2 separate regions of the Homo sapiens genome follow, and region 1 is linked to region 2. A link is an interaction called in ENCODE POLR2A ChIA-PET data of the cell type or tissue named here. Cell type or tissue: A673. All regions are shown on one strand. Links, peaks and the distances in the headings refer to the core of each region. The heading gives the core; the rest is flanking DNA.

The links. Peaks named below come from ENCODE experiments on the same cell type or tissue, not always from the same donor. Only the 100,000 strongest peaks of a DNase experiment are listed, where the experiment ranks them.
Region 1: POLR2A ChIA-PET joins it to region 2 with 6 read pairs; 2 of 35 experiments call an interaction of 5 or more read pairs at or near these places.

The regions. Positions count from the first base shown.
Region 1 is chr1:38,837,349-38,840,254 of GRCh38, reverse strand. It overlaps RRAGC (Ras related GTP binding C), which reads left to right. Exons shown (of 7, transcript NM_022157.4): 7 at 551-2,057. The coding sequence ends at 702. Among named protein-coding and RNA genes, the nearest start is that of RRAGC, 21 kb to the left of the region's middle. In A673, for the core only: no CTCF peak of the experiment used is centred there; no DNase peak of the experiment used is centred there.
Region 2 is chr1:38,070,675-38,073,590 of GRCh38, reverse strand. All of the region lies in intron 1 of MIR3659HG (MIR3659 host gene), which reads right to left. Among named protein-coding and RNA genes, the nearest start is that of MIR3659, 17 kb to the left of the region's middle. RefSeq lists an enhancer at 1,755-2,254. In A673, for the core only: CTCF peaks have their summits at 373, 1,327 and 1,526 (motif pointing right); DNase peaks (open chromatin) are centred at 1,560 and 1,830; H3K27ac peaks cover 2,500 bases.

The DNA.
Region 1 (2,906 bases), core at 1-2,500, 770 kb before region 2:
ATTTGGCCAAGGTGATGGTCTAATTGCAATCGCATTTGTTTTCTAGCAGAACGTTATGATGGTGGATATATATGATGACCAGCTGTTCTTTTTTTTTTTTTTTTTTTGAGTTGGAGTCTCGCTCTGTCACCCAGGCTGGAATGCAATGGTGCAATCTTGGCTCACTGCAAGCTTTGCCTCCCAGGTTCACGCCATTCTCTTGCCTCAGCCTCCTGAGTAGCTGGTACTACAGGTGCCCGCCACCATGCCCGGCTAATTTTTTTTGTATTTTTAGTAGAGACGGGGTTTCACCGTGTTAGCCAGGATGGTCTTGATCTCCTGACCTTGTGATCTGCCCGCCTCGGCCTCCCAAAGTGCTGGGGTTACAGGCGTGAGCCACTGCACCTGACCGATGACCAGCTGTTCTTACGATTGAAGAAGTTGCTATCTAGTTTGGAGGCTTAAGAATTTCCAACCAGTGTTTATCCGAGTTATTTTTGGCTGCAAACCCAAATATAAAATTTCACAATTGACAATTCAGGAGGCATTCTTTTCTTTTTCCTTCCTGCAGGTTTAATAGACTACAACTTCCACTGTTTCCGAAAAGCTATTCATGAGGTTTTTGAGGTGGGTGTGACTTCTCACAGGAGCTGTGGTCACCAGACTAGTGCCTCCAGTCTGAAAGCGCTGACACACAATGGCACGCCACGAAACGCCATCTAGTCTGAATCCCAGCGTCGGGGCTCTGTGCCAGCTTACTCTTCACTCCAGGGTCGGATGCCACGTGCTACAGGACATGGGAGCTGCTGCTTGTGGGAATCTGGTGCCTGTTCCACTAGAGACAAGGGGTAGAGTTTCTCATTTGGATGAAAACCCCTTCAACTGGTGGTGTACAACTGAAGCTACTATATCTTTTTTGAAAATGGCAAAAAAAAAAAAAAAAAATTCTGGAGACCACAGAACTCAAGTGTGTGTTTCTCCTCTTTTGGGTCCCCTTTAAGTAGTTGGGATATTTTGGACCTGGAGATAACACCAGTTACCCATCCTTACCAGGGAATGTTGCCATCAATTCCAGTTGAAAATAATAGAAAAGACTGAATTTTTATATGCTTCACTTAGGCTTTCATTTGAGTAGACTCTAAAAATTCTGCCTTGCTTAAGTTCTAACACTGCCTCTCAGATTTCAGTTTTGGACATTGCACAACTAAGACCTTTTAAATGCATTTGCTTGCTAACTCGGAAGACACATAGTCTGCAGCAAGACATTCCTATATTGAAGAAATGAGAGAAAATTTTATGCTGCATCAGGTGGAGAGCAAGGCTCAACGGTGGTTGCATTAGTTCCCTCGGAAGTATTGAAAAAACTTTGAAATGGAAGAAAATTTTTGCACCTATGTTCTGAGTACCAGATGTCTGGGTTCTTTCTTCTGCATTAGATAAATGATCATGCTCAGTGTAACAAAGGGAATTAAAAGTTTTCCCACAGTCCCCTTCTAGGGGAGAAACTCATTGTGTCACTGAAATGTTTAGCTTACTTTAATCTTGATATCAGCCTCTACAGACCTTTTATTCTAAGCTATCGAGCTTCTTGATTGCATTTGGTTGACCACGAGTGACCCTAAGGCATTGGGGGACTGTCCACTGGGAGTTGGAGTGAGCACGTGGTGCTGCAACAGGCATTGTTTTACATACTTTGTCTCTAGTATTCTGACACCAAGTGTCAACTGTGGTACTTTCTTTGCCTAGGATATGAATTCATAATTGTTGCTTTTGTTGATGGTTGATACCCTTTCCATTGATTTAAACCTAACACATTATTTCTATTCCACATGCCCAGTAGACATATATTCCAAAGCCACTGGACCACTTGAGTACATAAGTGCCACTGTTTAATGCAATATGTATATTCAGGTCTGTAAAGCTAACAGTGTGACTTGGAGTGCTTCCTGCAGGTGATTCTGACTTGAGTATTTACATGGACCATGGTGATATCCAAAAGAAAAATGCTTTTTATATTTATAGATTATTTCATTGAACTATATATGAAATGGGTATCAATAAATGTATTTACTCCAAAATCAGCGTTTCTCCTTGCCTGAGGTATGGAGGGTGGTGGCGGAACGTTGGGTTGTCCCACTTTGCCGTTTTCTCATCCATTTCTTTTTCTTTTGCTGCTTCCTGTGGTTAATGTTTCTTATGTGTCAGAGCTTCAGGTTCTATCCCGATGTGGGAATTTCATGGCCTTGTGTCTAGGTATCTCCCCTGGCCCATTTCTGCTCTAGGGTAGTAAATCTAAGCTCAGGTGAAAATGTTTTTGGTTGGGTGTTTCATATACACAAATCTCACACATGGTGGGGAGTATCCTGGTCCTGGCATCATTAATGTGTTAATCCAACCTAAGAAGGAGTGAGGAGATGAGTGAAGTAAAACACACTTAAACAATTGTACCGATTCCAGCTTGTTTTCTGTTTCCTCCAGTTGCTGACATACTCATTGACTCACTCTTAAATGTCAGTTAAATAATTGTTTGTCTATACAAACAGGTTGGGTCTAAACTAATCAGAGAAAAATAGACATTAGTTTATCAGTGGGAGGAAGACAGATTGAAAGATCTTTAAATTTTGTAATTGGACTACTTTAGAAGCTGTTTTAATTCTGAAATGGAAATCACAGAAACAGCTTGAAAAAACTCTTGTGAAACTATCTAATCCTGTCTTCTTTTTCAGATTTTGGAAACAGGTGCAGAGGGATAAGGAGCCTTGTTGAGGCTGTAGCTAGGAAGACTGTATAACTTAAATTCCAGATACTGTTGAGAGTGGAAGGGATGCCATTAGTAAGGATGCCTGAGCAGCAGGTGTGAACTGGCACTGTTGAGGGTACACTAAGGGTGGCCAGCCTCATCATAGATCTAATTAGTGGCAAAACAG
Region 2 (2,916 bases), core at 142-2,641:
CCTCTCTTGCTGCTTCCTAAAATCTTCACCCAGGCCTTTGTAGGTAGCCCATTCATCACAGTCGCTGCATAGAAACCATTAGGAGTAGATTCTGTTTGCTGCCAGGCCCCTAACCAAACACTCCTCAAATCCACCACACACTTCACTAGTCCTGTATCACTCGCCTCTCTCTTGATACAAGCTCTCCTGAGCTCAGGGTGGGAAACATTCAGAATGTTTCTGTCATAGCCCTTAGTGGAGACCACCCAAGGGTGCTGAGGGCTGGGGGTAAGGGGTCCCTGCTGTTACACCCACACACACAGAACCAAGGGCCCCTCTCATCTTCTACCCAGGTCAGGGAGACTAGGGACAGCATGAAACTTAGAAAAGCTGGCTTAGAGCACCCCCTTTATCACAAACCAGCCAAAGCATTTAATAACCTCCATTTCTGCCAGTGTAACATAAAGAAATGCAGACCTCTCCCTGAGCGGTTAGGGGATCTACCTGGTGGGCTGATGGACATGTGTGTGGTTTGTGAACTGTAACCATGAGACGGGTGTGGAAAAATATTACTGAGTTCTCACAAGAGGCCAGCAGGACTCCTCCCCTCTCCAAGCTGTAAGGCAGGTGGGGGAAAGGATGACAGGCTTATGGGACAGTCAACATCTGAGGACCATGGCTGCTCCCTGCTCACAGGTGAGGAGGAGCTACTGCTTTTGACTAGTGATGCTGGGGTTGAGGTCTGGAATGGGGGCTAAGGTGGAAGTTGGATCTGTATTTAAGTTGTGGCTGAGATAGAAGCTGATTTTGAAATGGAAATAGGGGTGGGGCTATAGCTGAGGTGAAGGCTGTGATTAGGTTGGAGCTGAGGTGGGGTCAGGTGTTGAGTTTGGACTTGAGGCTGAGATCAGAGTTGGAAATGGATTAGGAGTTGAGGCTAAGTTTGGAGTTTGAGTTGGGTCAAGGGCTAAAATTTGATGTTGAGGTGAAAGCTAAGATTGGCACTGAGTTGGGGCCTGGACATGAGGTTCCAGAATCCTCCCTACCCACTCAGACCTCCACTGGGCTTTGGGAATGTAACTGACCTGCACAGAGGAGGTGTGGCCATATTGACATCTCCTCCTTCTCCTCCCTGGTGTGACTACATTCATTCATTCATTATTCCATCCAGTCACTCGATAAAAAATTTATCCATCACCTTTATGTGCTGTATACTATACTAGATCCTGGAAATACACGGGCGAATCAAGCAGGTGTAGCCGCTACCCTCACGGAGCTTATGGTTTAGAAAAGAAGAAAAACAAGAACTCAATAGTCCTGGAACTAGATGCATAGCTATGAGTGTGCAAAAGCCCAAGGAGCCATGTATCAGAAAGCACAGCAGGTAGAGAGTCATGGAAGGCCACTGGGTGTGAGCAAAGCCTCCTAAGTGGTTCAAAGTCAGTACAGGAAACAGACAACAGAGGGGTTGACTCTAGCTAGTAACCAAGGAATGCTTGTGGAAGGGGTGGCACTGTGCTAAGTTCTCTACAGTCTCTTCTAACTATGACACTAGGAGGCAGTAGATGCAGTAGGAGCCAGATAAACCTAAGCTCAAAGCCAGACTGTGTCAGATACAAACCAGCTGAGCTGTGTAACTTCAGGCAAATGACCTCCCTTCTTCCAGCCTCAGTTCCATTCTTTAAGATGGTGATAGTAATTCCTAGTTTGTGGGGCTGGTGTGAGGATTCAGGATGATGTTTATAAAGTTCCTGGCACTCGTTAGGTGCTCAGTTAATGATAGTTCCTTCCCCATCCAGGGCAAGGAGAATAGGAGGAGCTCAGTGCAAGCAGCCGACTCCCCACAGGGTCCAGCTGTTCAGGCTTGAGCTGTCACCCCTGCAGGCCCAGGCGTGATTTCTCCCTGCAGTTCACGCTCTCCAGGGTGCAGGCATGATTTACACAGCCATCGGGACAACTCCGAATTGGACTAAAACCTAATGACTGGAAACAAGACAAGTAATGAAATTCTACGCAGAAAATTTACAGGGGAGATTTATTAGGTGAGTTTTATTTATGATGCTGAGCACTTAGAGCTCTGGGGTGGGGTGTGGCATTGGACAAATAAATCCAGTCCACACGCTCCCAGCCCAGACATCACCTGCCCTGGCACCACCTCTGATCCACAGTCCTAGACTCCTGCTGGGTAGGAGACCTCTGCCCAGCCCCCCTGTGCCCACTGAACCCACAATCTTCCCAATCTCTTTCCTTTTTTGCCACCTTGTCCCTACACGGCCAGCCGCTCCAGGCCCTGGGTCTCTCCTGCATTGTTCTTGGGGCAGGTTGTGCCTGGAGGCTGGACCTCAGGAACATGGAGGGAAGGGGCTGGAAAACAGGAGCTCCAAGACTGGCCAGTCCACAGTTAGCACTTCAGGAGCCTGACCATGGAGTCAGTATTCCCTAAGGTGTGAGGGGCAGGCAGAGAGGGCAGCAGAAACCTGAGGACAAGGAAGATGCCATTCCAGACCAGCAGTGCCCTTAGGGCAGGACTTTCTTGTGGCCAGGACAGGGGAGCAGCTGGTAGGAGTCTAGAGGGGAAATGGAGGCAATTCTGCATTGCACCTGGGTCTACAAGAGGCCAAAGACCCAGTCAAGAGCTGCAAGACTGTTTTCGGCTACAGAAAACAGTCTCCCTCCTCTCGAAGCTGTCCCTCTCCTGCTCCTCATAGGGCAGAAGGAAAAGCTGTTGCTTCTCATAACCCTCCCCATGCCCACCCTACACCACCACTGCCACTAGCCCCTTCTTTCCCTCACTTGCCTCTCTTGACTCCAATAACTCCTTGACCGATTTTCTCCTCTGTTCTGCCCACCCCAACCACACTGACCCCCTTGATGTTGCTCAAACATGTCCAGCAAGTTCCTGCCCCAGGAACTTCACTCGGCCTAGAATGTTCTTCC